Regions from separate parts of the Homo sapiens genome. Here region 2 is linked to region 1. Evidence: chromatin loops called from intact Hi-C (ENCODE). Cell type or tissue: GM12878. All regions are shown on one strand. Links, peaks and the distances in the headings refer to the core of each region. The heading gives the core; the rest is flanking DNA. Region 1 has its middle 160 kb from the start of RBM26. Region 2 has its middle 230 kb from the start of LINC00331.

Region 1 (16,272 bases), core at 5,826-13,825:
AGGAACAAATAGGGTTTGTTGCAAGCTGAATTATGAGCTGACAAACTACTTCCAATAATGCCTAGATGTAAATATGTATACTTCTGTTGCAGAAAATGCAAAGAAGGAATTGGAATTGAAGCAACTAGGCAAGGGCTGAAAAGAATTCAGTTAATCAGCAGCTGTAGGAGCCCAGCTTCTAGTTAAGGGTAGTTACTGGAAATCTAGCCGAACCCAGGTGAAGAGATGTTTAGTTTATTAGAACAGAATGAAAAATTTTTAGATGTTGAACTATGTCAGAAGAGGTCAGATTATATGAGTTAATGTGAAACTAACCAACTCTGCAATGGCTGTTTCATGCTGTGTCTACAACTTAAGGCCATTTCTTCCAGGTAGTAGATGCAATATGTACAGCCACATACAATTTTAATTTTCTGGATAATATCCTCAGTTTGGTTCTTTTCAGTGCTTTTTCTTATTGCCCAATCTGTATAGTTGATGCAGCCCTTTAGTTTCTACTTCTTTATTTTTCAGTATTTAACCTAGGTGATATGACATTAGATTGACACATGTACACATCACAAATCTCCTTTGATTATTCTTCCTTTAGGGAGGGCTGATAATTCTGGAGATAGGAAATATTAAGTGCTGGTTGGACACTAAACTTTACTACTGACATTACCTATTAAGTATCTCTAAAAGAAATAATAAAATGGCAGCTTTTTAGAGGCCACTTGTGACTCATAAAATATGGGTTAAAACATCCCATTTTATTATAACTTTAGTTCTGTAATTATTACTATAAGTGATAGAACAGTTCAGGACACTCAAGAAATCAGCTCTCTCAACTCCTACAAAGAGCTACAGGCACTCTGGAAATAATTCAGATCCTATATTTGTAGACTATCTCTAAAAGACTAAAAAATAGCCTGATTAAATAAAAAAATAGAGCTAAAAAGTAGAAAAAAATAAAAGATAAACTCTGAATAAAGTAAAGCAATAAAAATTATGTTGATAACTTAGATCTGCAGAATCCCTGAGCCCAAACAAACCTGCTCTTAACCCTGCTTCAACCCTTAGGGAGAACCCCAGGAGATCTGCTCAATGACTCCATACCTTTATTTGCTCATTCAGAAAATGGGGCATAATCATTGTATATAATGAATTTTGTGTTGTGGGGACTAAGTGAGCTGATGTATGTAAATACATTAGCACCGGTTCTGACAAAGAGCAAGTGTTCTATAAATGTTAGTTAATATTAATTATTATTATTGTTTTATCACGCTTAATAATCATCATTTTCTTACACACAATCCATTAGATTTTCTTGTGGGATCGTGTATTAGTCCCTTCTTGCACTGCTATGAATGAATTACCCACTGAGACTGGGTAATTTATAAAGAAACGAGGTTTAATTGGCTCCTGGTTCTGTAGGCTATACAAGGAAGCACAGCAGCATCCGCTTCTGGGGAGGCCTCAGGGAGCTTTTACTCATAGTGGAAGGCAAAGTGGAAGCAGGCATGTTACATGGCAGGAACAGGACTAAGAAAGCAGGGAGTTTGGAGGGAGGTGCCACACCACACGCTTTTTAAATAACTAGATTTCACAAGAACTCACTTTTGTGATGATAGCACCAAGGTGGGATGGTGTTAAACCATGACAAACCGCCCCCATGATCCAATTACCTCTCACAAAGGCACCACCTCCAGCATTGGGGATTACATTTTAAAATGAGATTTGGGTGGGGACACAGATCCAAACCGTATCAGATAGCTGATGCCTTCTATTTTTTTCCCACCCTAATATGGGTTTGAACTAGTAATGACAATTGACTTGTCATGGTAAAAGCCTGCTCTCACTGACTCTAACCAGGAGTGAATGGGAAGAGAGTACATCTGACTTGTTAGTTTTCACAAATACCTTGTGAATCCTCGCTATCTTTAAAGCATTGCTCTTCTAGTTGTAAGAATAAATCATGGTCCCTGATTTCAAGAATTTATGGTGCAATATAGTGCACAGACACAGATACAGTCATACAATAGGGAGAACTAAAAAAAGGTTGCATGGGGAGGGAAAGGGTGCCTGGATTAAGATTCAGATTTAAATTAAACCAATATTTAACCAATGAGCTACTGGATTTCAGGCACTTCTCTCAGCATTCACTGCTGTTTCATACTGAACCAATCACCCACAGCTCTAAATTGGAACATTAGTTATTGTGATATGCAGTAATCACTTTGAAATCCCATTGCAATAGTGTTATTTAAGATAGTTCTGTCTGTGTTTGAAGTCAGGAGAAAAGACAAAAGGCTCAAAAAGAGTTTTCATGGCTGATTATTAGAGTTTCCTTTCTCGGTTCCTCCCAGGTCTTGTATGATAATCCATTCAATCGTTTACTTCATCAACTAATTCAACAAACATTTATTAAGCTCCTATTATGTGCCCAAAATTGTGCTAGGCACTGGGGATTCAAAGATGAGTAAGCTACATTCCCCAGGCTCAAGAGTCTCACAGTTTAGTGAACAAAAACAACAGTATAGCAACAGGTATATTACTATGTTATGTAATAAATTCTATTATTGAGGAATGGAGTAGTGATGTACGTATGATTTTCCTAGAATTAGTCCTAGTGTGTCTCTGGGAAAAATGAAAAGTTTGTGAAGCATATCTTTGGGCCCATCAGTGCCCTGGACAGTTCTGTAATCTTTGATTTTCTACTCTACTCACTCTAGGCCCTTACCCTGAATACCATGCCCAAGGCACATGTTCTCTTTTTATTTGTCATCTAATCCATCCCTAAAGAAATATTGATTATTCCTGGCTTCATATTTCTTCCCTTTCAGGATTAGAGTTTCAAGAGGGACATCTTGAAGAACCAACCATTTAAGTACAAAATGAGGGATGAATGTGAGAAAGGCCTTTAGTTAGGGTGCCTGCCGAGGGGCTCCACCAATCTCATCATACAGGTTCCTGTGCTATATGGTGAAAAAAAACATGGATTTTTTAAAGACAGGATCTCAGTCTGTTGCCCAGGTTGGAGTGCAGTGGCATGACTACTGTGAGACCAGAGTGAGACTCTTTAAGTAAGCCTGGCTAATTTTTTTTTTTTTTGAGATGGAGTCTTGCTCTGTCACCCAGGCTGGAGTGTAGTGGTGCGATCTCAGCTCACTGCAACCTCTACCTCCTGGGTTCAAGCGATTCTCCTGCCTCAGCTTCCCGAGTAGCTGGGACTACAGGTGCGTGCCACCACCCCCGGCTAATCTTTTATTTTTAGTAGAGACGGGGTTTCACCATGTTGGCCAGGCTGGTCTCGAACTCCTGACCTCAGGTGATTCACCCGCCTCAGGCTCCCAAAATGCTGGGGTTACAGGTGTGAGCCACTGTGCCCGGCCGCCTGGCTAATTTTTAAAAAAATTTTGTAAAGACAGAGTCTCTCTATGTTGCCCAGGCTGGTCTCAAACTCCCGAGCTCAAGTCATCTGCTGGCCTCAGCCTCCCAAAGTGCTGGGATTATAGGCATGAGCTACCGCACCTTCCGAAAAACAATGGATCTTGCAGATTGAGAGATCTGAATTTTAATTCTTGCTCCCACATACACTGGTGGTCTTGGGCAAGTTATTTAGCTTCCTTGAGGCTGTTTCCTTATTATTAAAAGAGAATAAGTGACATTTCAGGTACCTATTGTACAAATCAAATTGAGGTCAGTATATCTAAATTACCTGATGCAATGTATGTTGCAGATATTAATAACAAATTACAATGGGGAGAGACCAACAATAGATAAGACTAATAACTAAAATGTAGAATGTTAGGGTAATGAAGGCTATGGAGGGGAAAAAATGGCAGGGAAAAGAGGAAGGCAATTTTAGGGGTGATTTGCGACTTTAAATGGGATGGCCAGGGAAGACCTTACTCAAAAGGGGCTGTTTGAATAAAGCTGTGAAAGAAGTGAGGGACTGACTCACTTAGAAATCTGTAGGAAGAGAGTTCCAGGCAGAGGGAAAGAACAGTGAAAAGCCTGGTGTATCTTAAAATATACAAGGACACAAGTGTGGCTGGAGGGAAGGAGCTGTGTGTGGAGGAAAGAAGGTGGGACCCAGCGGGAGATGAAGACAGAGGAGAGATGTAGAGATGCAGGGTGTGGGATGGTGCAGATTGCTCACATCTTTATTGGGTCATTACAAAAGTTTGGCTTTTACTCTTAGAGAGACAGGAAGCTTTTGGAGATTCTTGTGGAAAAGAGCAATGTGATCAGACTTACATTTTTAAATAATCTCTCAAGAGGGATAAATAATGTGATGAAACAAGCATCATCAAGTGTTAACGATAGAATCTAGGTTGTGGATATACGTATTCACTGTAAAAAATTTTTCAGTCTCGGCACAGTGGCTCATGTCTATAATCCCAGAACTTTGGGAGGCCAAGGCAGGCGGATCATGAGGTCAGGAGTTCAAGACAAGCCTGGCCAACATGGTGAAACCCCATCTCTACTAAAATTACACAAATTAGCTGGGCACGGTGGTGGGTGCCTGTAATCCCAGCTACCTGGGAGGCTGAGGCAGGAGAATTGCTTGAACCTGGGAGGCTGAGGTTGCAGTGAGCCGAGATCATGCCACTGCACTCCAGCACAGGCAACACAGCGAGACTCCGTCTCAAAAAAAAAAAAAAAAAAAAATTAATTCAGCTTTACTGTAAGTCTGAAAACATTCATAATAAAATGTTGGGGGGGAAAAGATTCATTCTGATTGATGGTGTGAGAAGAGGCTGAAGGGGTCAAAGGTAGAGCAGGGAGAACGGATGTGGAGGCTAATAGGATAATCCAGGGGAAAGCTGGTGGCTTGGAGATAGCGGTGGTACTGGAGGTGGAGACAGGGTTTTGAGTCTGCTGTTGTTTGGAGGGACAGCCAGGAGGATTTCATAGCAGATTGGTTGCAGGGTATGAGAAAGAGAGGGGTCAAGCTTGACATCAAGTTCTTTGGCCTGGACAGATGTAGTTACCCGTCCTAGACAATGGCCAGGCTGCTGTATTCCATGCTTCGATTTTAGAAGGGCCCTTGCCCCACTGTAAAGCAGGTGAATGTGTCTCTGTGTCCTCCTTTCCCAAGGACTTTCCTTGTCCTCCCCAGACCCAGGCTGTCACCCTGTGTGGCTTCTCCTAGCCTGACCCCTTTATGATGCTCATTGCATGCTTCCATCCAAGCCTTGGTATTGCTATGGAGTAGAAATAGAGCTAAACTTGGAGTCAGAAGACCATGCCTCAGATACATTGCCGAACTTTTCAGAATCCCAGTTTTCTCTTTCATAAAACAAAGCTAAAAATGCCCATCAAGAGTATGGTGGAAGTGAGAAAACAAGTGATTGAACATTGAACTTGAAGAGAATCTTGTGCATTTACTCTTTCCTGCTCTGTTTTCTTCACATGTCATTCCCCACTGAAATTTGCCCATTTTGGATCTCATTACCCTGAAGGTCCTGGATTTGTTGGAAAGTTCCGTGTAATTCCTGGAGTTCTATGGTGACGTTGTCAAGTACAAAGCGCTGGCCTAGGAGCTACGACATGGGAGTTCCAAGCCTGCTCTTTCTCGCACGAGCTGAGTGAGTGACTTTCACAAGTTGCTTCAACCTTCTGCAACTCAGTTTTGTTGTCTTGATATTCTCTGAGGCGCCTCCTTTCCAGATAGTGCCTATTAGGTGCTTCCTTGCAGAAATGTCATTTAATTCTCACAGTGACTCTATAAAGTAAATACTTTCTGATTCTGGAGACAATTTTCCCACTTGTTTGATCTAAACCAGGGCTCCCCAACCCCCAGGCTGCAGACACGTACCGGTCTGTGACTTGTTAGGAACTGGGCTGCATAGGAGGAGGTGAGCTGCGAGCACACATTACTGCCTGAGCTCCCACTCTGTCAGATCCACTGCGGCATTAGATTCTCACAGAAGCACGTGCTTTCTTGTGAACTGCGCATGCGAGGGATCTAGGTTGCTTGTTCCTTATGAGAATCTAATGCTTGATGATCTGAGATGGAATAGTTTCATCCCCAAACCATCCCCCCGCCAATCCCCCATCATGGAAAAATTGTCTTCCATAAAACCAATCCCTGGTGCCAAAAAGGTTGGGGACTGCTGGTCTAAACCATTTTGGATTCTAAAGGTAACATTTTCAGTTCACTGTGTCTATGCTTGAGATGTATTTAATCCTACATTAACAGATATTTATTGAATGCTTAGCCTGGGAGAGGAGGGAGGTGGGCCTTGAGAGCCCCTCAAAGTCATGCTCCTCCAGCTGTTCCTCCTATGAAGAGTCACTCTTTGTAGCCAGAGTGTGAAGAGCTGGGAACGTGTTTATAGCCAGGACTAAGAGCTGGTCATGGACTCTGAAACAAGAGGAAACTAAAAGTAATGAGTTCTTTGATCCTTGAAGAGGTTCCCTTAAAGTTGGGATGAACCCTGGCTGAAAAGAATGTTTCTAAAAGAGATTCAGGGTTTCTCTTCCAAAGATTTGAAGACTTTTGTAAATTATTACAGTCATTTGAGATTGTTTAAAACTTCCTTGTTGGGACAGAGGGAAATGGATGATGAGCTCTCATGCCTCCAAAGGTGTTTTACAAGTTACAGTATCACTGTGATGCTGTTCTAAGAACGGCCACTTCTAAATTCTTCTTTCTAAGCTCAAATAGAAGAAAGTTCTCCCTTCACTTCTCTTGTCCACATGTGAAATGAATAATGCCTGTTTCCTGTCATTCTGTTATTAACTTCATTCTCAGTAAAGGGAAGCAGGCCCAGTGGCCACTGGAAAAGAAGAAAACCCAAGAAATACTTGAAAGCTTACGTTTCTACCCTATTAACAAGGCCAACTCTAGGGTGGGGGAAGTGGTTTTATTTTTATGGTAATTTAGCTAGCAACTATGTGAGGTTGGCTTGCGTTTTTATTGTTGGTTTTATTTTAGTCTGCACGACCAGTTGGATCATTTAAGAACCTCAAAAGTTGCCAAACGTTGCATTTTCATATCTACCAGCATAGATGGATTTAATAATTGAATGCTGAAACTCAATTGTAGAGATAATTTGTGAACTCTTAATTTGTTTATCAAAAATATAGGTAGAGTGCAATGACAGAATTTTTTTTGAGGGGGAGGGTGGGATCAAGCTTGAAGATGCAGTTACATTACTCTGCAGCTCTACCCTGAGCACAAGTACACGAATATGAGATCTGTTATATTAGTACTGTGTTAATAGTGTCATTGGCATTTTAAACACCAGAAATATCAAAGCAAAACTAAATTCCTGAAAGTAAAGAGTAATTGAGGCCAGGTGCAGTGGCTCACACCTGTAATCCCAGCACTTTGGGAGGCCGAGGCGGGCGGATCATGAGGTCAAGAGATCGAGACCATCCTTGCCAACATGGTGAAACCTGTCTTTACTAAAAATACAAAAAATTAGTTGGGCGTGGTGTCGGGCGCCTGTAATCCCAGCTACTCGAGAGGCTGAGGCTGGAGAATCACTTGAACCTGGGAGGCAGAGGTTGCAGTGAGCCGAGATCATGCCACTGCACTCCAGCCTGGCAACAGAGCGAGACTCCGTTTCAAAAAAAAAAGAATAATTGAAAAGTTAAAAATTAATATATTATCTAACCATTTTTTTTGCCACTGCTGTGTGACACTATTTTTATAGCTTTATTGAGGTATAATGAACATACCATGAACTGTATGTATTGAAAATGTACACTTCGATGAGTTTTGACTTATGTACACACCCATGAAACCATCACCACAATCAAGATATGTGAATGTATCTACATTTCTAAAAGTTTCCTTGTGAACCTTTGTAATCTATCTTTTACTCCCCTCCCTAACCTCCCTCTTCTTCCCAAGGCAACAACTGGTCTGCATGGCGTCACTATAGTTTAGTTTGCATTTTATCAGATTTTATATAAATGGAATAATATAATATGTGGGTTTTTTTTTCTATCTTCTTTCATTCAGCTCATTATTTTTGTTTGTTTTTTAGATAGTTCAGACAATAAGAAAGTACATTATTTTGAGTTAATTTATGTTGTTGCACATAGCAACATTCTTATTCTTTTTTAAATTTGAATCTTTTTTTATGGTGGAGTAGCAATGCATTATATGGATATAGGACAATTTATTTATTCATTCCTCAGTTGAGGGACATTTGAGTTGTTTTCAGTTTTGGCTATTACACATAGAGCTGCTAGGAACATTCCTTTACAAGTCTTTGCTTTCATTTGTCTTAGGTAAATGCCTAAGAATGAAATCTCTGAGTTGTATGGCATGTATATGTTTACCTTTAAAACTGTCAAAGTGTTTTTCAAATTTATTGTACAATTTTATATTTCCTCCATCAGTATATAAAAGTTCTAGTAGCACCACATCCTCCCCAGCACTTGGTGTGGAGAGTCTTTTTAATTTTAGCCATTCTAAAAAAAGTAACGTTTGGGGCTGGGCATGGTGGCTCATGCCTGTAATCCCAGCACTTTCGGAGGCCGAAGTGGCTGGATCACGAGGTCAAGAGATGGAGACCATCCTGGCCAACATGGTCAAACAATGTCTCTATGAAAAATACAAAAATTAGCTGGGCATGGTGGTGCACACCTGTAATCCCAGCTATTCAGGAGGCTAAGGTAGGAGAATCACTTGAACCTGGGAGGTGGAGGTTGCAGTGGGCCAAGATCACGCCACTGCAATTCAGCCTGGTGACAGAGTGAGACTCCAACTAAAAAAAAAAAAAAAAAAAGTAATGTTTGGAAATGTAGCGAGATCTCATTGTAGTTTTAATTTGTATTTCCCTAATGCCTAATAATATTGGGCAACTTTTGATGTACTTGCCATCTGTATATCTTCTTTGATCGAATATCTGTTCAAGTCTTTTTCTCATTTTAAACAGTGGGTTGTCTTCTAATTGAATTGTAAGAGTTCTTCGTACGTTCTAGATACAAGTTTTTTTTTCTTATATATGCTTTGCAAATATTTCTTCCCAGTCTGAGGCTTGCCCTTTATTTTCATCACAATGTCTTTAGAAGAACAAAATTTTAATTGATGAAGTCCAATTTATTATTTTGTCTTACAGTGTGTGCTTTTTTGTGTCATATTTAAGAAAACCTTGGGCTGGGTGTAGTGGCTCACCCCTGTAATCCCAGCACTTTGGGAGCCTGAGGTGAGTGGATGACAAGGTCAAGAGTTCAAGACCAGCCTGACCAACATGGTAAAACCCCGTCTCTAATAAAAATACAAAAGTTAGCCAGGCATGGTGGTGTGCGCCTGTAATCTCAGCAACTAGGTAGGCTGAGGCAGGAGAATCGCTTGAACCTGGGAGGCGGAGGTTGCAGTGAGCCGAGATCGTGCCATTGCACTCCAGCCTGGGCGACAGAGTGAGACTCCATCTGGAAAAAAAAAAAAAGGAAACCTTGCCAAGCCCAAGGTCACTAGATGTATTCTGTGTTCTTTTAGAATTTTTGTGGTTTTTAACCACTACATTTAGGTCTGTAGTCCATTTTTAATTAAATTTTGTACTACAAACTATTGCTTAGCAAAATTTTAAGGAGACCTAAATAAATGGAAAGCTATACCGTGTTCATGGATTGGAAGACTCAGTACTGTTAAGATGGCAATTTTCCCCAAATTGATTTATAAATTAAACACAAGCCCAATTAAAATCCCTGCAGCCTTTTTTGTAGAAATTGACAAGCTTATTTTAAAATTTATATGGTAGTAGAAAGTACCCAAAATAGACAAAAAAACTTTAAAAAGTACAAATGTGGATGACTTACAGTGTTAAGTCAGTGTAAATCTTACATTATCTGATATCAAGGCTTACTATAAAGCTATAGTGATCAAGAAAATGTGGAATTGGTGTATGGATGAATAGATTAATGGAACAGAATATAAAATCTAGAAATAAACACACATTTAGTCAACTGCTGTTTGACAAATGTGGCAAGGCAATTTAATGGGGAAAATATAATCTTTTCAACAAGTGGTGCTAGAACAATGAGATATTTATAGGCAATAAAATGAACCTTGATACTGTGAACATTTTAAGGAAACATTATCAAGGACCTAATAAAATATCATGATTTGAGTAGGATTTTCAAAGAACAAGTAAGTGATTAGAAATAAATTCTCCACTGAAAAATTAAAAAATTTGTATTATCATCAACCAACTGAGGAAAATTCATATAAATATCAATATTTATCAATGGTAATCATACAAATATTATATAAAAATTCATATAAATATCAATATTTGTCAATGGTAATCAATATTGACAGGTATGGTTCATCAGTGTCTGGTTTGCCTTCTATGCAAAAAAAATGCGATTCCATTTCAATATACAGAAAATAGGAACAGCCAAATAGAGTCATATATTCTATCATTCTGTTTACATAGGCAAAGCAATTTATAAACACATTTAAAAAAATGATGAATAAAGATCAACATTAGGTTGTTTTTAAACAGCTTGATAAATCAGTAAAACAAATAAAACCTCTGTTTTATTATATTTATCTATTTTGCATTCAGATGGAGTTTATAGTAGCAAACACAAAATTGGGACATGAATGTGAAAGATTTACTAGTTTAAAAGAAATTTATTTGTGCTCTGTCCCCTTAATACTACTTATATTTAAATCTCTATTCTCTAGCTGTTATCACTGTTTCATAACAAAATAATGCAAAACTTTTCATTCTTTCTCCCATTTAAACTAACTGCAGGTTTGTTAGGGGCCTTGCTGCTTTCCACGCCAGTAGATGGCATTCTTATTCTTGTTTTTATTTTAATAGTCTTAGGTTCATGATAAATGTAATGCTGTGTACTGTATACCGGACCCACATTTGGTTCTGGTTCCCACAGTCCAAGTTCAGGTTGACCAGTTTCGGATGCACATGGAAAGGAGAGGAACATACTCAAGAGAAGGATAAAAGCGCAATACTTGGCAAACTGAGATGTGTCCAAAAACTGTTGCTTATTTCTTTTTCACTTTGGTGTGTATTTCCAGTCGAGTGAGTGTGGAAGGTTTTGGCAGAGGGGAGGACTGAAACTTGATCATTCAGTGTCTCCGTCGTTTCTAATGGGTTAACTTTCCCACTTCTAGGGCGATGACTCAGGCTTTCAGGCTGTCTCTACTCCTTGTTCCCCTATGCGAGATGGCTGCTGAGCACAGGGGATCGGTGACCTGGTAGTAACAGTGTGGAGTCTGGGTGTGTGTGCTGGCCATTTTGGAGATGTTTCCTGTTCACCTGGACACAGTGGACCTGATGTCTTTCCTGCTGTGATCTATTCTCTTAGCAATGTCATGGGTTCCTCCCCTGGCTCTGTGGGTGCTGCAGTGTGCAGATCTCAGCCACAGACTCCATCCTGCTCTGGTCTGACCATCCACCCCAGAGCCTCTGCTTCAGGGTCATCCTCTCAACAGGACCATTTGTGGTTAACCATCTGGCTTGCTACTCTCAGCTGCCACATGACTCTCTCACTGAGAATACCTGTGAATATCTGGTTTCCTTCCACATCTTCCACGTGAAACTTGGGAATCTCAGGGCCACCAAATTTGGCTTCCTGCCTATGTGTACCCCTCTGCCATTCCTATTTTACTGTGATTACCAAGTTCTGAGCGGGAGCAAAATGCAAAGTGGTATCTCTTCCCAGGGTTCTAAATGGAAAAGAGGCTCAAAAGCCCCTGCCTCAACCTTCCATCTCTCTGGGATGGCTATATATTCACCAGGTCTTCAGGAACCAGACATGTCTCTCCACCTACTCTCTCCCTTCAAATTTTCGTCTCCTTCTCCCACACCCAGAAAGGGCAATTCTTCCCATCATGTCTGTTGAGAACTTCCCTTAAGTTCTTTTTCTGCCATACAGATGATCTTTGCCCTAGATCAGTGTTCTCAACGTTGTCGTACCCAAGGCTCCACTTTCATATGACAAATATTTTGAATACCTCTTTGACAGCAAGTGTCAAAACTATGCCCTAACTTTATTATAAGGGAGAAATAAAAGGGAAGGAATTTGTTCTAAAAAGATGTTTGCCCCATATGTAGAATCACTATGAATCCTACAGCCACAAATGCAGACTGATGTAAATGTCTCATTGCTGACTCGAATATCATGAGTGGACCGACTTTCCAAAACTGTGAACCCTTTTGACAAAAATCTGAACATAAAGTATGATATTCCCTTGATTTACTTTGCAGTTATCATCCTGGGAAGTCAATAATGCAATCTTTTTTTTGCTTGTTGACATAAATAATACTATTGTTTATATGTAAAACTAAGCTAGATAATTATAAACATACCTTCATCAATGTCATGACGTTTTGTGGGAACTGGAATAATTATTCCTTGTGTAGGACTATCTTGTATATTGCAAGACACACAGTGCCTCTGCCTCCTGTCAACTAAATGCCACTAGTGTCCCCAGTCATTGTGACAACTAACCCCAATCTAATTTCCAAAACCTCCCCTAAGGGGCAGTAGCATTCCCATTGAGAACGCTTGTTCTAGGCAGTACCTTCCCATAAAATAAGTTTATAATCTCTCCCAGGTCCACCCATCACATATTTGGCAACACTTTGCAAAATGAGCCTTTTGTTCATACAGCACTTTCAGATCATCCCAACATCTATGCTGTGGGACTTCTTGGTACAAGTTCCTCGGTTATTGATACATCTGGGGACTTCCAAATTTCTCAGACTTTTGTTTGAAAACCATAGTACCATACTGCCTTCTGTTCTTGTCTTTGCCCATATTTCTATTGAACTATTTTGTCATTGATTGAATTAACTGAATACCTCTCGATTAGGAAATATAAGGAAAATAAAGAACCAGAGAGATCAAGTGACTCACAGAGTCCCAGTGATGGAAACTCAGTAGACCAGGACCAGAGGCCCTATCTTCTATCTAGAGATTTCCTACTATGTCATGTTATTATTGCCTTATAAATTAATTCTTGGCCAGTTGTGGTGGCTCAATCCCAGCACTTTGGGAGGTGGAGGCAGGTGGATCGCTTGACCCCAGGAGTTCAAAATCAGCCTGGGCAATATAGCTAAACCCCGTCTCTACCAAAAAAATACAAACATTAGTTGGGCGTGGTTATGCACCCTGTAGTCCCAACTACTCAGGAGGCTGAGGCAGGAAGATCTCCTGAGCCTGGGAGGTGGGGGTTGTAATGATCTGAGATCACGCCACTGCACTCCAGCTTGACTGACAGAGCTAGACCCTATCTCAAAACAAATAAACAAACAAACAGAATACCAAAATTTTATTATTTGCCTTATTATTTGGAAATCAGTGTCCAAATATATATATTTTTGATTATTATTATTATTTTGAGATAGAGTCTCAGTCTGTCGCCCAGGCTGGAGTGCAGTGGCACAATCTCGGCTCACTGCAACCTCCGCCTCCTGGGTTCAAGCGAATTTCCTGCCTCAGCCTCCTGAGTAGCTGGGATTATAGGCATGTGCCACCACACCCAGCTAATTTTTATATTTTAGTAGTGATGGGGTTTCACCATGTTGGTCAGGCTGGTCTCGAACACCTGACCTTGCGATCCACCTTCCTTGGCCTCCCAAAGTGCTGGGATTACAGGCCTGAGCCACTGTGTAAATCAACACAGTAGGATCTGCTTGTGCCTGGGTGAAGGTACCCATTGAGTTTCTCAACCTGTAGACCTATAAAGTAGGGACCCCACTAATGCTACAGCCACCTCACAAGGCCCAGCCAAGGAAGTCTTTCAATTATACATATAGCTCCTTTTTGGACCCAAGGTACCTCATTGACTTTACTGAGTTTCCTATACTGTATTTAACCATTTTTATAGTCAGGGTTTGTTTACTGTATTGTCTGATTTGTTTGTTTTTTAATGTGAAAGTTTCCATTGCTTAGGTTTCCAGTTGCTGACTTGGAACAATCCATTTGCCTGGAACCAGATATTATAATAAAGTGAATCAAACATATTAAAAAAATGGAAACAGTTTAACCTTCTTCTCTTGATGTAGCAAGCCCTGTTTAAAAGGAAGGAAATTCGTTTTTCTGTACAAAATTAAAAAATAATTTCTTTGTCAAGGGAAAATTTTATGATCCAATTCCCCCAATTTGAGTACTTCTGATCTACCTAAATGTTACCCTTTGTAAATCAAGAAAAGTATGTTAGGTGTAATAGTTGAGTTGTGAATGATAAAATCTGCATGTGTATTAGGGAGGGAATGCATACGTAGAAATTGGCTTAACAAGGTGTGGAGCCTTGTGCACATTTATGTCTGAAATCCATATCAAGCCCTTAACAGGCAAGATTCTTTAATATAAATGAGAAATAGGCTTTATCTTGCCATAATGACCTGCAGCCTCTTAGACATGACTCTCTACAGACCGATCACTCCACAGAAAGGTTGGCCAGCTCACTGAAGCCATTATCTTTTATTTATGCAGATCAGATTGTGACAATCCTTGGAATTCTTTGTTTTATCTCTCTCTCTCTCTTTAATCCTCTTGATACGGTTTTTTCTTTCTGTTTCTATATGGGCAACTCCCCAAACAAGCATTTTCATGACTTCCCAAGTCATTGAATGAAAATATTAGAGCATAATTTGGTTAGCTTGTATTATTACACAAAGAAAAGAAAATTGTTTTAATTTTGGAGGCTACTAGATAAAGGGAGAAGGGAAAATTCCCTAATTTTTTAAGCCACACAGGGAGCTATGTACTGTGCCAACATAGTAACCAGCACCAAATCCCAATAGTTTACATTTTCATTATTTAATATGCCCTCTAGAGTTTTGGATGTGGCTCAGAAATTTTTTTAAAACAAATTTCTTACATATGACCTTAATTTCAATGAGTATGCTTTAAAAAGCTGTAGCTTTCTTCCTTTTACATTTCCCATTAGTCAATATCAGCTACATATTCATGGCTGAGAACCTAAATAGCATACTTTTTATAAAAAAAATATAGGGGTGACTTTTTTATGGGTGTGTTTCCAGTGATCTTTTGCTCTGGGGATGGGGGTGGTATTCAATAGAAGGAGTTGAAAGAGAGAGAGAAGAATATTACTTTTGATTATAGCAGTTTAGTCTCCATTGCATATTACCATTTTTTTCCTCCTGTAGTGCTGTTCTTTCTAGCTTTTATCTGAGCCAAGTAGCAAGGCAAGAAACCCACTGAGAGATCAGGAAAGAACGACGGTAGGAAGGATTTTCCCAGTTGATTTGGGGTAGTGCTGAATTCAGCTGACATCCTTAGGGTTCTTATTCCTGCATTTAATCCATAAGCATTTTATTGAATGCTAATTAAGTTTCAGTTACTTTGCTAGATGTTATAGCAGATATAAGAATGAAACAAGTACTATTCTTACCTTTTATTTATTCATTTGATAAATGTTTGCTATCCACTGGCAACACAATACCAAACCAGCAGCCACAGTGGTCTTCTCAGTCCAGGGTGGAAGACGACCTGAGTAAATGATGGGCAATGTGACAGAACAGGATATGTTGTGCTGGCTGTCATAAAAGTAGAAGTGTTGGGTGGTGTGGGAGCATTAAACATGGAACATTAACTTAGTGTGTATCTGCCAGGGTTAGCAAAGTTCTCCCTGAAGCAATAAAGTTTATGTTGAGACTGGAAACGTGACACCAAGTTAGCCCTTGGAGTGTAGGGAATGGAGTGTCCCAGGAAGATGGAACAACAGTTTGGATGAAGGTTGAGGTGAGTCATGCATTGGAGGAACTAAAAGAAAGTCCTAAGCCAGGTAGGACTCAATTCCTCTTCCTCATCCAGATGGTGAATCTCGAGGGCTGCTCTGCAGTGGCTGCTCGTGGCTGTCTTCAGTGACTGGAAAATATGAGCTGGTTAGGAGCAGCTCACCATCTGCAAATCACATCTCCCTACGAGTGGGGTAGCACTAACCCCCGTCCACCCCAACTCAGCAGAGATTAGGGGAGGGGAAAGAGAGTTCAAAAAGTAAATTGTTTGGGATGGAGGTAATGTAAAGAACAAGCAACCTATAAAATATTAATTGATGATAAGAGAAAATTTCTCTCCACAAGCAAAAGGAATCACTGAGCTCCTGAGAGTGACATGAATTGTATTGCAGGCTCCTTATCAGACGTTATTAGCAGCTTCCTAGGAACAAGTTTTTAGCTGTTAGTTTAAGGCAGAGGACTAAGAACATGGGATTTGGGGCAGGAAATTCCATGCAGGATTTGGAGAATGGAGAAGAGATGGGACTAAACTACTGAATAAGAGAGGGAGAAAGTGTAAGACTTGGGCAGCCAGAGGCTCCATGAG
Region 2 (16,272 bases), core at 3,436-11,435, 180 kb after region 1:
TTCAATTTTATCTTTCTCAGTATCAACTTCAGCTATTCCAGATTTTTTGTGATTCCATACACAGTTTAGGATTTTTTTTCTATTTCTGTGAAAAATGCATTACAGTTTTTAGTGGTAAAGGGTCATGGTTTACAATTTTTTAAGTTTAATTTTTAAATTGACAAATAATAATTGTGTATATTTGTGGGGAATAATGTGATGTTTTGATCTATATATACATTATAGAAACATTCAATCAAACAAATTAACGTATACATCATCTCACCAACTTATTTTTGTGGTGAGAATATTAAAAATCTAGTCTTTTAATTATTTTGAAATATGTAATATGTTACTATTAAGCATGGTCACCATGCAGTGCAAAGATCCCCAAAATTTATTCCTCTAGTGTAACTGAAGCTTTGTCCCCTTTGATCAAGATCATCCCTTTGCCTCTCCTTTTGCCTCTGGTAACTACCTTCTACTCTCTGTTTCTATGAGGGCAACTGTTTTAGATTCCACATGTAAGCGGCTAATACAATATTTGTCTTTCTGTACCTGGCTTATTTTACTTAGCGTAATGTTTGCTGTATTCATCCCTGTTGTGAATGACAGAATTTCCTTTTTTTTTTTTTTAAGGCTGTGTAGTATCCCAAACACTGTATGTACATATATAGTATCCCAAACACTATATACACATACGTAAAATCTTTTTTATCCATTCGTTTCTGAACACTTAGATTGCTTCCATAGCTCTGCTACTGTGAATAATGCTGAAATGAACACGGGAGTGCAGATATCCCTTTTAAATACTGATTTTAATTTCTTTGGATATATACCAAGAAGTGGAATTGCTATATCACCTGGTAGTTCTATTTTTTTTTTTTTTGAGGAACTTTCATGCTGTTTTCCATAATGGTTATACTAATTTACATTTCCACCAACAGTGTACAGGGTTCCCTTTTTTCCACATTCTTGTCAGCACTTGTTATTATTCTTTTTTTTTATAACAGCCATTCTAACAGGTATGAGGTGACATCTCATTGTGGTTTTAATTTACATTTCCCTGGTGATTAGAGATGTTGAGCATTTTTTCATGTATCTGTTGTCTATTTGTATTTCTTCTTTTGAGAAACGTCTGTTCAGATTCTTTGCCCATTTTTAAATTAGGTTGTTTTCTTCCTGTTGAGTTGTTTGAGTTATTTATTTTGGATATGCCAGATATATGGTTTGCAAATATTTTCTCTCCTTTTGTGAGCTATCTCTTCATTTTATTGTTTTCTTTGTGGTACAGAAGCTTTTCAGTTTGATATAATTAGATTTGGCTATTTTGCTTTTGTTGCCTGTGCTTTTGCAATCCTATTCAAGAAGTCATTGCCGAGACCAATGTTGGGGAGAATTTCCCCTATGTTTTGTTTTAGTAGCTGTAGTCTTAAGTCTTATATTTAAGTCTTTTATCCATTTTGAGTTGAGTTTTGTATATAGTGTTAGGTAAGGGTCTGGTTTTATTCTGCTTGTGGATGTCCAGTTTTCCCAACATTATTTATCGAAGAGACTGTCTTTTACCTGTTGTGTACTCTTGGCATAGTTTTTCAAAAAATCAATTGACTGTAAACAGTTGTGTTTAGTTTCCTGCTTTCTCTACTGTTTTTTTGGTTGATGTGTGTGTTCTTATGCCAGTATCATGCTGTTTTGATTGCAATATATTTATAATCTATTTTAAATCCAGGTAGCATGATGCTTCCAGCTTTGTTCTTTTTGCTCAGGATTACTTTTGGTATTAAAGGTCTCTTCTTGTTCCATATTACTTTTAGGATTTATTTTTCTATTTCTGTGAAAAATGCCATTGGAATTTTGATTGGAATTGTATTGAATTTTTAGATTGCTTTAGGTAATATGAACATTTTAACAATATTAATTCTTTCAGTCCATAAACATGGAATATCTTTTTAGTTTTTGTGTTTTTCAATTTTTTCCACTAATGTTTTATAGCTTTCAGTGTACAGATCTTTCAACTCCTTGGTTAACTTTACTCCCAGTATTTTATTTTATTTTATTTTTGATGGTATTGTAAATGAGATTGTTTTCTTAATTTTTTTTTGGATTGTTCATTGTTGGTGTATAGAAATGTTACTGATTTTTGTATGTTGTTTTTATAACCTACAACTGTATTGAATTTATCTATCAATCTTAACTTTTTTGGGGGATGGAGTTTTTAGAATTTTCTGTGTATAAGATGATGTCATCAGCATCAAAGACAATTTTGCTTTTTTCATTTCCTACATGGATGTCTTTTTTTTTTTTCTTGCCTAATTCCTCTGGCTGGTACTTTCAGTACTGTGTTGAATAAATGTGGCAAGAGTGGGCATCCCTACCTTGTAGTGGGTCTTAGCAGAAAAGCTTTCAGTTATTTCCCATTTATTTGGATTTAAGCTGTATTTCAAAAATGAACTTTATTATGTTGAGAAATTTTCCTTCTATACCTAAACTGTTAAAAGTTTTTTATCAAGAAAGGATACTGAACTTTGTCAAATGCTTTTTCTGTCAGTTGAGATGATCCTATGAATTTTATGTTATTCTGTTAATGTGACATATCACATTGATTGATCTGCATATGTTAAACCAGACTTGCACACCTGGGATAAATCTCAGTTGGTCATGATGTATATTATTTTTGATGTATTATTAAATTTGGTTTCATAGTATTTCATTGAGGATTTTTGCACCAAGTTTCATCAGACGTATTAGCCTGTAGTTTTCTCTTTTTGCAGTGTCTTAGTCTGGCTTTGGTGTTATCAAGGTGATCTTGGCCTTGTAAAACATGTTTGTATATGTTTCCTCTAGCTCTATTTCTTAAGTAAAAGTTTAATAAAGTATTGGTAATACTTCTTTTTAAATGTTTGGTAGAATTCAGCTATGAAGCCATCTAATATTGGGCTTTTCTTCTTTGGAAGATTTCTAATTACTACTTCAGTGTCTTTATTTTTTTTATTGGCCTGTTCAAGCTTTCTGTTTCTTCCTGATTCAATCTTGGTAGGCTATATTTTTCTAGCAATTTATTCATTTTTTTTAGATCATTCATCTTTTTGCCATATGATTGTTTATAACAGTCTCTTATGATCTGTTTAATTTCTGAGACATCTCTGTTGTAATATCTTTACTTTTACTTCTGATTTCATTTATTTGAGTCTTTATTGCATTGTATTTAGTCTAGCTGGAGGTTTGTCAATTTTGTTTATGTTTTAAAAAATAATCCTGCTTTTATTATGTTTTCTATTTTTCTTTATTTGATTTATTTCTGTTCTGATTTTTATTATTTTATTCCTTCTGCTACTCTGAGTTTAGTTTGTTCTTTTTTTATTTTAAAATCTCCTTGAGGCATAATTGTAGGCTATTTACTTGGAAACATTCTTCTTTTTTAAGGTAGGCATTTATTGCTGTAAACTTCCTGTTTAGAACTGCTTTTGCTACATCCCATAGGTTTTGTTAAGTTGTGATTCCATTGTTATATGTCTCAAGATATTTTTAAATTTCCCTTTTGATTTATTCCTTGACCAATTGATTGTTCAGGAGCATATTTGATTTCCACATATTTGTAAATTTTCTAAGATTCCTCCTGTGGTTATTGATTTCTAGTTTTATATCATTGTGATGAGAAACAATACCAGATGTTATTTGAATCTTTTTGAATTTTTTAAGACTAGTCTTATGATCTAACATATGGTATATCCTGGGGAATGTTCCATCTGAGCCAGAGAAGAATGTAAATCCTATTGCTATCGGATGGCAAGTTCTATATATGTCCGTTAGGTTTATTTGGTGTAAAATGCAGTTGATGTAAATATTTTGTTGTTAACTTTCTGTCTGGTTGATCTATCCATTTTTGAAAGTGGGGAAGTTTCATACTACAATTGTATTTGCTATCTATCTCTCCTCTCATGTTCATTAATGTTTCTTTTTCCTTTTTATATTTAGGTTCTGATGTTGGATGCATATATATTTACAATTGTTATGTCCTATTGATAAGTTGACCCCTTTATCATTAAATAATGACCTTCTTTGTCTCTTTTTGCCAATTTTTGACTTAGTCTATTTTACCTGATGTAAGTATAACTACTCTTGCTCTTTTGTTACTGTTTACATGGAGTATCTTCTTCTATCCCTTCACTTTCAGCCTATGTGTGTCCTTAAAGCTAAGCTAGATCTCTTGTAGGCAGCATATAGTTGGATATTATTATTTTTTCTTTAATTTTTCAACTCTTTCTTTTATTTTTCAACTCTTGGCAGAATTGGTTATTAACATTAAAGCATAGTTTTTGTTAGTTTAACACTGTCTATAGAAAATGGCATCTCACTGTTTTCACATGTATTCTTTTTTTCTTACTATCCTGGTCACTTTATGTGTTTTGGTTGCAGAGTTTAATCCATTTCCATTTAAGGTTATTATTTATAAGTAAGAATTTAGTCCCGCCATTTTGTTGTTTTCTAGTTGTTTTGTAAATCTTTTTGTTCCTTTCTTTCTTTGTTGTGTACATTTTGTGTTTGGTGTTTTGCTATAGTGCTAAGCTTTTATTTCTTTCTCTTTCTTGTTCATGTATCCATTGTGGCTTTTTTCTTTGTGATTACCATAAGGCATACATGATGCTTAGTTTTGAACAACAACAATAAGTGCTGCCTGATGGCAGCAGCTATGTATTCTTGGCTTCCTTTACTGCTATCATGAAGGGCAATGTAGAAAGTCACTCAATAACTGCTTGTTAAATCTACTTTGCCTTTGTCAGGTATTCACTGCTATAATTATACCGGAATTAATTTCAAATCTATACATTTTCTTTCTTTTGTATTAAAAAAATTTTTTTGAGACAGGGTCGTGCCCTGTCATCCAGGCTGGAGTACAGTGGTGTGATCATAGTTCACTGCAGCCTCAACCTCCCAAGCTCAAGAAAATCTCCCACCTCAGCCTCCCAAGTAGCTGGGACACAGGCACACACTACCAGGCCCAACTAATTTTCTATTTTAGTTTTAGTAGAGATGGGGTCTCTTATGTTGCCCATGCTGGTCTCAAACTCCTGGGCTTAAGTGATCCTCCTGCCTTGGCCTCCCAAAGTGCTGGGATTACAGTCATGAGCCACTATGCCCAGCCTGGATTTTTTTTTGTTTTGTTTTTTAGATCAAGTTCCATGAGTGGGATTTACCATTTTTATGGCTCTTGGTACATTTTGTTAAGTAGATTTCTAAGAGTTGCATTAATACTATGATAACAATGTATAAATATAATACTTTTGTTGCACTCTTGGCAGAATTGGCTATTAACATTAAAGCATAGTTTTTGTTAGTTTAACACTGTCTATAGAAAATGGCATCTCACTGTTTTAACGTGTATTCTTTTTTTCTTACTATCCTGGTTTAACACTTCCCTTTTTTATTTACAATTTGTTTTCTGTGAATCATCTCTTAGTTATCTAAGACTTTTGGCTATTTATCTAATGATTTCTTAGTTTTTTTTTTTTTTTTTTTTTTTTTTTTTTTTTTTTGAGATGGAGTCTCACTCTGTCACCCAGGCTGGAGTGCAGTGGCGCCATCTCGGCTCACTGCAAGCTCTGCCTCCCGGGTTCACGCCATTCTGCCTTAGCCTCCCAAGTAGCTGGGACTACAGGCTCCTGCCACCACACCCAGCTAATTTTTTTTTTTTTTGTATTTTTAATAGACATGGGATTTCACCGTGTTAGACAGGATGGTCTCGATCTCCTGACCTTGTGATCTGCCTGCCTCAGCCTCCCAAAGTGCTGGGATTACAGGTGTGAGCCACTGTTCCCAGCCTGTTAATATTTTTCTTAACAAGTTTAATGATTTCTTCATATAGTAAATGTATTATACTTTTTATTGCTCTTATTTACTGTAAACATCTTTTACTGTATGTTGTTTGCATTCTTATTTAGGCTTTGTTTACTTGCATCAAAGTTTTCTCATTTTGTATGTAGCCAAATAAATTGATTTTTTTTCTGGTAAGTTTTGTCCCCTTCTGTCTTCAAGACTTAAGACATAATCACAATTAGCTATTTTTAAAAATAAATTAGATTGAGTCCAGAGATGTTCGAAAATATAGTGGAGAAAGTCTAACAACATAGTTGAAAATGAAATTATGATAATTTACCTCTTTGTATGTTACACCATTCTTTTATTTTAATGAATTAGGTAAACTCCCTTCCTGAATACCCACTGTGAGAACAGACCTAGTTGGTGGGATATAAACGGAGGAGAAGTTCATCTCTGCCACTAACTTCCCTTTTGTTCTCATTCATTTTGTAACATATGGTTAAGTTGTCCTATAGTATCAATCTATCACATCATCTCATAAAATAATATCTGAAATTTTGGCCTGGACATTGAAATATTTCTTTTATTGTTGCCTCTATATAATGTTTTAATTGTATATCCATTGCCTAATGCCAAGTGAACATTGTCCAATATTCATTTTTTAAACATTTATTGAGCTTCTACCATGAACCAGCAATGTTGAAAATAACCAAAAGCAATCCCTATCTTCAAGGAGCTCATAGTGCAGTCAGCTCATTCCTCCTAGAATATTCTCTGTATTCTGCTTCTGGAAACTTGCTCCATTTTCTCAGTATACTTAAATATTCCTATATCTTAAATATTCCTTCACAGCAGTACCTATTTTTTTTAAGGCTCCCATTCAAATCCTATTTTATCTAGTAAACTTTCTATGTTAACGACACCCATGTTGGCAAGAATGATGTTTTATCTCTATTATAACATTTCATTTTTATGAGCTTCATAATAAAGTTATTGATATATCCCTCTGTCTCCTCCACAAGACTTTGACATTTATGACAATAGCAGTTTGATCTTATTCAACTTTGATACCTCCTCATGCATAGCAAGGTTTGTACTCATGGTAGGAAATGAGTAAATATTTGTAGGTTTTTTTTTTTCTGTTCATTGAAAGGTCAAAATTCAAGATTATAATCAACTCCTCCAATATTGAGTCACAATTACCATGATTTTTGCCATTCTTCAATTTGTTTATTTATTGGCACTGTAGAGATGCTGTGCTTTCCACAGGACTCAAATTTAGTATCCAGTAGGTGTTCAATAAGTTTTCTTCACTGAAAATCTGAAAGGGTGGCAGTAAATCCGTGTACAGAATCTGCAATAACATTTGTTATCCACTTAGTTTTTCATATATTTCTGTATTCTTGCAATTAAAAAAAAAGGGCACAAAATTTAGTCAATGGATGCTTGATAAACCAGTTTTTTGGTTGAAAATCTTGCTTTAGTACCATGCCAAGTGTTAATTTACATAACTTCCTGTTTTTGTCATTTGCTAAAAAGGTTTCTTTCACAACTGCCAAGTGACAAAGGGGTTTCAGCTCTTTCCATTACGTTTTAATAAAACATCCTGTAGTACAGATCCCCTTTACCTGGTTCATCTGGGAGTTGTTTGGAAGAGATCCATTTATTTTACTTAAAGTTTGTTACATGCTTCCATTTCGGTGGCAAATCCCAGGGTACCGTTATGGCCCAGAAAGGTTGGTGTTCATTTGGTTAGAGACTTATGAAAGATTACTATTTGCTGTCAGTGTCAGAATGTGTCATAACAGGGGTCCTCCTTTTATTTTTACTTGGTAACCCCATGAATGAAGACAATCTGGTGTTTCTAATGAAAGTGACTTTTATAAACAAGTCATCCCCTACTGCTTGCTTGACAAAATACCAAGGCCAATCCTAGGGAAGATTGGGAAACTGAGAAAGTTTGCTTTTATTCCTTGCCTATCATTGTTTTCAGAGCCACTTTGTCATCTTAGAAATCATCCCTTGTTGTGTGACTTGCCTATTCCTTCCATCTGTGTCCTTTTATCCAGGCTTTATCTCTGACATTTATTCTAGAGACACCTCTCTATCCTCTTCCACTTTCCTCAGCTCCTGCCACCTTAATAGGAAGGTAAATAGGAAGTGTTTCTGATCTGTTACTATGACTCTGGCACTGCACTAAGCACCTGATATGTATTATCTCATCAATCCTTAAAGCTATCCCATGAGTTGGCTATTATTATCAGCATCATTTTTCAAATGAAATAACTAAGTCTTAGTTTGAAAGATTTGCCCAAGATCACACAGCAAGTGTGGCAGATGGTAATTTTTACAGATGATCACAGCCCCACCATTTCTCATCCTGCATGTTCTTCCATAATGTGACCTTGCCACTCTGCCCATAAAGGGTTTGGGTCTGTGTCCCTTCCTTCTTTTGAATCTAGGTGGGTTTATGATGACTCCTCCTAAAGAAATCTGGCTGATGTCCTGTGGACTTCTACACCTGGAAGATAAGAGGCACAGTAGCTTCTGCCTTGGTCACTGAAACACTTGTGCTTGAAGCTCTGAGCTGCAAAGTGAGAACTCTAATTACCCTGAGATGGCTACATTGTGTCGAAGTCAAATAACATGGGGAGGTCACATGTAGATGCTCTGGCTGGCAATCCTAGCCTTTGAGTCATTTCATCTCCAGTGCGAAACATGCGACCATGAATGAAGCTGTCTTGGACCTTCCAGATCAGCTCACCCACCAGCTGAGAATCACCAAGTGACCTTAATCAGTGCTACAAAGGGCAAAAGTATCAATGAGATGAACACTTCCACAAATTCCTAACTCACAGAATCTGCAAGAAAAAAAATCATTGAGTTTTGGGGTATTCTGTTACATAGCAAAAGTAACTGGAACAGCTAGTAAGTTGTAGAACCTGAATGGGAGCTGGGCATTCTGACTCCAGAGTTCTCACACTTCATCCCTAAAGATGAACAGTCCCACAATAATCTATGACACGAGTGTTTGCATATAACAGGATCTTGCCTTAACTGCAAGGGCTCAATTTCTAATGGCAAAATTTCTGGCACCAATGGAAAGGTTGATGGTGTCCTCACATCAAATCAAGGTGCTCATTATCTATTTCACACTAGAAAGACATTAGCCCTGATCATTGAATACTTTGTATAATTTATTTACTACTTATTAGAAAACACATTTTCAACTTTTTATTGGAATGTAACACACATATAGAAAAAAGCACAAATCATAGGTGTATCATTTAATAAATCATCATAAAGTTAATTCTCCCATGTAATCACCACCCAAGCAATAAATAGAAGGGAATAAGGAGTTGTCCCTTCATTGCTATAAGGGTTCTTCTATATAGCAACTTATTTGTTGCTTTACACTACCATAAATTTAGAAAATGAGTAATAAAATGTGGTAGACTTCTTTATGTAAGAAGCAAATTGAATATTATAGAATTAGCTTTGGGTTTGGTGGCATCTATTTGGCTCCACAGGGACTTTTATTCTTATTTCAAAGTTTGCAGACATGTTGGCCCCCATTTAGTCCCACTACCTACTTGGCTACTGGCTCTCCACAAAATGATGTGCTCAAATAGAGCTAAGTTTGCACATATACTTTGCATGTTTATGACCATCTGTGTCAATCATGATTTTCTGTCTTAGAACACCTTACTCCCCCTTCTTGGCCCTTGTAATGCTACTCCTCCATTCCTACCTCTGGAAGATCTTCCCTGACCTCTCACTGCCCCCTACCCCAACCCTCACCGCTCCCAAGGACTCCAGGGTAATGTAGTACTGCTCTCTTCAGGACTTCCTGACCATATTTGATTATCTCAGTTATGATGTTTTTCTCACTGTCTTGCAATTATTTGTACACATTTCTGCCTGCCAAAGAAATTGTGAGCTCCTAAAAGGCAGGACTTACCTAGCATATTTCCTGCCACATTGCAGGAATCAAAACATATTTACTGAGCCACCTGGGTAACTATAGATGATTATGTCCTTTAAATAAATAAACCACAGATTAAAGGATAAACATTAGGTAATGAGAACCTCAACTCAAGCAATTTTTTAGAGATATTTTACAACTTTAAAGTCTGCTCAATGTAATCAATTAAAATATCAGACTAAATGTTACTTACAACACAAATGCAAAACTATCTTCTAACACAGATCAAACATTAATTTGGTAAAAAGCTCTGTAACAATGAGAATATTTTTTCCTTTGATATGTAACAGTGTATGTCTCAGTTTCATCAACTCTTCAGAATAAAAAGTATAAGTATATTTAAATGAGGTTATGTTTCCTTTGGTATTGAAATTATAATGATTTTGAGCCTCCATTTCCCAGTATAGATAGCCAAGATATTTCTCCATGTCTCACAGTCTCCTCTGAAGACAATTAATTATTCCTTCAGCCTTGGGCCCACAGATACAGATTTCCTGTCAGCTACTGATTCCCTCTTATTCTCCCTCTACCTCTATCTCTGTCTGACTCTCTCTGTAACTCTCTGTCTCCCTCTCTCTGTCTCTGTTTACCTCTGTCTCTCTGTTTTCTTCTGTCTCTTTCTGTCTGTCCCTGTCTGTCTGTCTCTCTGTCTCTCTTCCTTGCTCCCTTTCTTTCCCTATTTCTCTTTCCTTCTGTTGCTACCTCCATCCCTCCCAGACTCCCAGAACAGGCACAGAGAAGACTCAATCCATAATGAGAAAAATAACATTTCTCTGAAGAAAGCATAACTTGCAGAGATCCAACGTTGTCTACACCAAGGCAATTTTATATGTTATACCCAGAGCAGTTTAGCTCTTTGTAGCTGCTAGCCTCAAATAGTTCTACTTCAGAAGAGGGTCTTTATATTTAAAAACTGAAAGGGCTATTAGGTTGATTTTCCCAGAACACAAGCAAAACCCTGCTCTCGAAACAGCATTCAAAGTGTATTAAATGTTGCTTTTAAAAGCAAAAATTTTCCAGATACTTTAATATTTAAATATCTTTTCGGGCTTAGTTTTAACAATAGCCCCCCAATTCCTTGTGGGAGAAGAGTGAAATAGTGTATAACATGTCCATTCCTAGGATACTGTTTTCTCTTGCATGAAATTCTCTCTAGACTATCACCAGGTCATATTAAAGGAAGAATATAAACAAATCCCTCGGCGATTTTGTCAGAAACTTGCATTGAATTAAAATTTTAGTAAATCAATTTTTTTCTTGGCATGGAGAAGAAATTTCATCTACATGAAAAATGAAACATCAATCTACTGGGGAAATGTACGTTACAAAAACAAATTAAAATCAAGAAGTTGTAAGACAGGTTCAGTGTCAACGCTCAGATCCCTGAGTGCATTTTGCCTGGACAGAAAACTTCTCAGAGTGGATCTTAGGATTCTTTCCAGATAAGCAGCATTCTCTTCCCTAAATCTCTACATATGGTTGAGGATCAAAGTCAATGCTCAGCGGAGACTTGTGATCTGAATACCACCATTTTCTGGTAATAAATAATTCCTTATTTAGATCAGAAATATAATAGAACAAAAAGGTTAGAACTGCTGAGCTCTATAATCTGACACAAAGGAAAACCTCATTCTTCAAATTGTTGCTCACCCGTCTTTTAGATGAAGCTTGAAAGATTTTGTTTGCAAAAAGCTGTTGAGAGGTTAGAAGGTCATCCTTAGCTACAAAGCTCCTTAGGGTTTTCAAAGTACTTAACCATTCCCTGAAGGTGCCCTTTCCCTGGGCAGTGTTCAAAGCCTCCCTAGAAGATTCTTCAATATTTCTCTTTCCAAAGTCAAACTAGGCTCATTGTTTAGAGGAAATGGATTCAGGTGAGTGTCTTTGAACTGCATTTTGAATGGACTATGAAGTCAAGTGGCCTTAAACAAACACATATGAGCAATTTGCGGCTAAAAAAAGGATTTTAAAATGTTACCTATCTCGACGAGGGAAAGGTGGTTGAGGGGAGGTGTTTTATGTCAGTTAAAAAGCAAACATGCCTTCCTGGTAGATCTGAATTTCAAGGTTCTATCTTGTATTTTTCATGTATAGTTTGATTTTGAGATATAGGCCAACACTGCCTTTTTGAAGTATTGCTATTTAATTTGTGGGAGATCTTACATTCTAATAGCTACATGGACAGAGTAGAGGTTTAAAGCAATATCAGGATTAATCAGGCCAAAAGATCCACTGCTATCAAATAACTAATTAGTAAATAATTATTGAGCACAAACTATGTGTAAGGCAATAGTGTATTTTGTGACCTTGTTTCTCTAGATCAAAGTTTAATTCTATACTTTCCAAGGCTTGTTCTAAGAAAGATATGCCTCATTTCTATAATTAGAGGCAAACTGGTCCGATTTATTCATGAGTCAGTTTTCACAGGGTTGAGGCAGAGTCATGATTAGTGTTTATCCTGCAGCGCTTGTAGGCCACAAGGAATGCCTCTTCTGTGAAATGATATAATTCAGAAAAGCTTTGTCCTTCCCTCTGTTGCTCTAATCAGAGTTGTCACATATACTTTAGAGTCCTAGGTGTTAGAAGTGAAAGGGATATATGTAATTGACAAAAAGTGAATTTTAAAGGAATTCCTATTTGTACTTTTAGCAATTGCAGAAAATGAAGGAAATTCTTTTACCATCCCAAGAGGCCCAGATATCATCTAAAAGTGCTTATTTAACTATTTTCAACTTTTCCCGTACTTCCAAGCAGATTTTACTTCACATATATAAAGTATGGGCAATGTGTGTGCACACTCACATGTTTGCACACACGAACACACACACTTATTCTCAATGCTTGCCTTGGAGGCAGGAGATGGCAGGAAACATCAGGGACTGGTTGTAGACTTATCAAGCTGGAGATCATTTGTTCCAACTGTCATTTTGTTCAGGAAACTCAAGACTGATTTGTGCAAAAGCAGTTAGTTACCTCAGGGGTAGAACTAAAACCAGAACCTAGATACACTGACTCCTTATTAAATTTTATTTTTCTCTACTTCTTCTCATTAAAATCCAATTCACACAAAAGGTAAAGATCAAAGGCAAAGACAAGCAAGAGTCTATTGATAGTTTCCTCCAACTTGAGATTTCAGCAGTACAATTTTGGATAAATTTAAAAAATGTTGATTCCACCTGTGCTTCTCACCTGCTGGAAGCCAAAAGAATGATAAGCAACGTATTAACAGGTTGCACAGCTGAGCACTAACCAATCAGAATGAATGCTGACAGAGCTGGGAGGGAAGTCTTGGCAACCATTTAATCTGCAGATCCCATTATTCTTTACCTCCTACCATGTTGCTTTATATTCCTTGCCTAGTTCTAGATGACCTCTGTAGAGTTGCACTGAACCTGTAGCCTCTAGGACAAGGGCTATGAAACCGTTTCTCACTTTCCCTAGATCACGTTCCCCATGGTATTGGAGTTGGCAGTCATTGCCCCATACCTGAAGTTTCTGGTATGGGTCTTATACTAAACTGCTCATCACCCAGAACCATGGCACTGCCTTATCATAATACTGTCATGAGGACTTTGCTGTCTTATCACAATACTATCTGAGTACTTTGCTGAAGACTTTTTCCCATCTGTTTCATTGAACTTCATTTTCCCCACCTTCACCATGGCTACAAATCTACTATGACTGAAGTTCTTGAACTACTCTGGTACCCTCATGGGGGCCTGCCGCTATCCCTCCCACTCTCAATCCTTCACCTGACAACCCCCGTATTCCTGTCATGCCAAATCTTAGCCTCCCTCAGTCAGAATCTGCCTAAGTTCTAACTCAGTGTTTAAGGACTTCATGTGCCTTTATTCTAATTTGCCTGTGAGAGATAAATGGGTGGAGATTATATTTCATTTGGTGGTAATTCCTCACATGTTATGTCCAATCTGTATTTGTATCTTGACCAGAAATAACTTTAAAAAACTGTGTTGATATCTAACTCAAATATCTGTTATTTGCAGACTGGGTAAACAGAGTTAATTGTTACATATTTCTTCATGGAATACTATTAACATATACCTAAGAATAAATGAGTTACAGCTGCCTCTAACAACAGGGATCAATTTCACAAACATAATAATGCTGGGTAGAGGAAGCCAGACTCAAGATAATACCCGTTGTACGTTTTCACTTAAATAAAGTTAAAAAACAGACAAAACTAATCTATGGTGTTAGAAGTAAAGATAGTGGTTACTTTTCAGGGGAAGAAGAGAGAAGGGATTAGGTGGTTGCTTGAGGGGGGATTCTGGGGGCTGGCAATGTTCTTTCTTGCCCTGGATAGTGATCACATGGGGTAGTTCACTTTATGATACTTTATCAAGTCAAACACTTATGATTTATGTATTTTTGAATGTGATTTACACTTCCACAAAAAGTTGAGAAATGTGTATTTTCTAGTCAATGGGAAATAAAAATAAATTATATTCATTATTCAGTGACCAGGGCTAATGTTTCTCAATTGTGAGACAAATAACGAGTACTTTGATTTAATCTAAGGAACCTATCAGCACTTTCACTGGTGTTAGAAATTTCACTATTAGAAAGTTGTCCTCATGGTTAAAGCAAAATCCTGGTATATGCAAATAGCGGTAGAAAGTGTGTCACAGGTTATTGTGGGTTTGTTCATCCTTAAAGTGTAGGGATGAAGTGTGAGAACTCTGGAGTCAGAATGCCCAGTTCACATTTAGGTTCTACCACTTATTAGCTATTCCAGTAGTTCCGACACACACACTGTCTGATGATCCTTTGAGGAAGAGCCAATAAGATCGGATTTGTTTTTTGTCTGAAAATTCCCCAATGTAAGCAAAATATCTGGTAGTAAGACCCATATTTTTGTTGTAGATGAGAAAAGAACCATGATTTTATCTCACCTCCTTTTCCCGGTGGTTTGGGAAACCCTATCAGTGAATTTGATTCATAACAATATGTACAAAAGTTCAATATTTGTGTGGGTGAAGTTATAGTCAATAATCTGTCCATTTCTCCTGTGTCAAGTTGCAAGTGTGTGACAAAAGGCAGAAACACCATTAAGTGCACCTCAATTTTATAAAGAGACAAATTTCACCATGTCATTCATAATTTAAATAATAATAATAGCTAATCGAGGGCCACAAAATTACACAGAGACTATCAACCCAGCATGAATTTTCCATGTGATTAAATCCCTTCACATATTTCTATTTAAAGCCTTTGATCACTTTTAAACTTAATACTATGTTAAAACATGCACAGGCATTTTGAAATATGCTTGGCCAAGGGTGGTGGCTCACACCTGTAATCCCAGCACATGGGGAGGCCGAGGTGGGCGGATCATGAGGTCGGGAGATCGAGACCATCCCGGCCAACATGGTGAAATCTCGTCTCTACTAAAATACAAAAAAATTAGCCAGGCATGATGGTGTGCGCCTGTAGTTCCAGCTACTCGGGAGGCCGAGGCAGGAGAATCGCTTGAACCCGGGAGACGGAGGTTGCAGTGAGCCAAGACTGTGCCACTGCATTCCAGCCTGGTGACAGAGCGAGACTCCATTAAAAAAAGAAAGAGAAAGAAATATGCTTGAGTTTGTAGCCTGCTTTCTCTCAAAACAAAAGCAAATCAAACCAAGTTTGTTGAAGTTATTGCTTAGAAATTTTCTTCTAAAACTTCCTCATGGGTAAAAACGAATATAGGGTAGTAAAATTTGTATCTGAAAGCGGTTTTTATAGTTTTTTCTTTCTATTTCATTTGTTTTTGCTATAGGTTAGATAGTACAGAAATGTTGGGAGTAAAGAAAATAGAAACGCCATTTTCCTACTCCCCTCCAGAGGCAGTCAAGATCGTGTAGGAATGAGAGCTACGGGAATGGAAAGGACTTCGGATTAATGAGCTGAGAGAAAATAAGGAGAAAACATGACTGAGAATCATACTAGTCAAAAAAACAGTTAAAATATATCATAAAAAGGTATTTCTTTAAAATAGCTTTTTCTAATTTAAAAAATAATACATGTTCATCTTAAACTTATTTATAAAATGCAGGGAACTATAAAGAAGAAAATAAAAGTCACTGACAGTCCTATTGAGTTAACCACTGGTGACATTTGGTGGTATTTTCTTTTCATTTTTTTTCTTCACTTCTGTATACAAAATATATGTGTCCTTTACTGAAATAAAGTCAGTCCATATACAGTTTTTTTAATTCTGCTATTTTCACTACACATATCATGAGCATTTTCTCCCTTTGTTTAAACATTTTTAAAAAATTTTTTTTGCTGTATTTTATTCAGTTCTATGGCATTTTAGAATTTGATCTTTTCCTATACATATAACTTATCAAGTAAAGGGAGTCTTCCATTTGGAATACATTACTTAGTCAGTGGCATCTAATTAATAAACGTACTTCACTGAAGTAATGTTTTTCTATGGCAGAACTCATGGGGTTTCTATAGACCCGTTCTGAGGGGGAATTGCTGGTAGG

What was found. Hi-C counts contacts between places; a loop is a spot of excess contacts. Peaks named below come from ENCODE experiments on the same cell type or tissue, not always from the same donor. Only the 100,000 strongest peaks of a DNase experiment are listed, where the experiment ranks them.
Region 2: a loop joins it to region 1, with 2.7 times the contacts of the local background. A loop is called at or near these places in 2 of 110 quality-filtered maps.

The regions. Positions count from the first base shown.
Region 1 is chr13:79,241,225-79,257,496 of GRCh38, reverse strand. No RefSeq gene overlaps it. Among named protein-coding and RNA genes, the nearest start is that of RBM26, 160 kb to the left of the region's middle. RefSeq lists enhancers at 11,142-11,221, 11,232-11,291. In GM12878, for the core only: a CTCF peak has its summit at 10,733 (motif pointing right); a DNase peak (open chromatin) is centred at 10,956.
Region 2 is chr13:79,061,837-79,078,108 of GRCh38, reverse strand. No RefSeq gene overlaps it. Among named protein-coding and RNA genes, the nearest start is that of LINC00331, 230 kb to the right of the region's middle. In GM12878, for the core only: no CTCF peak of the experiment used is centred there; a DNase peak (open chromatin) is centred at 7,318.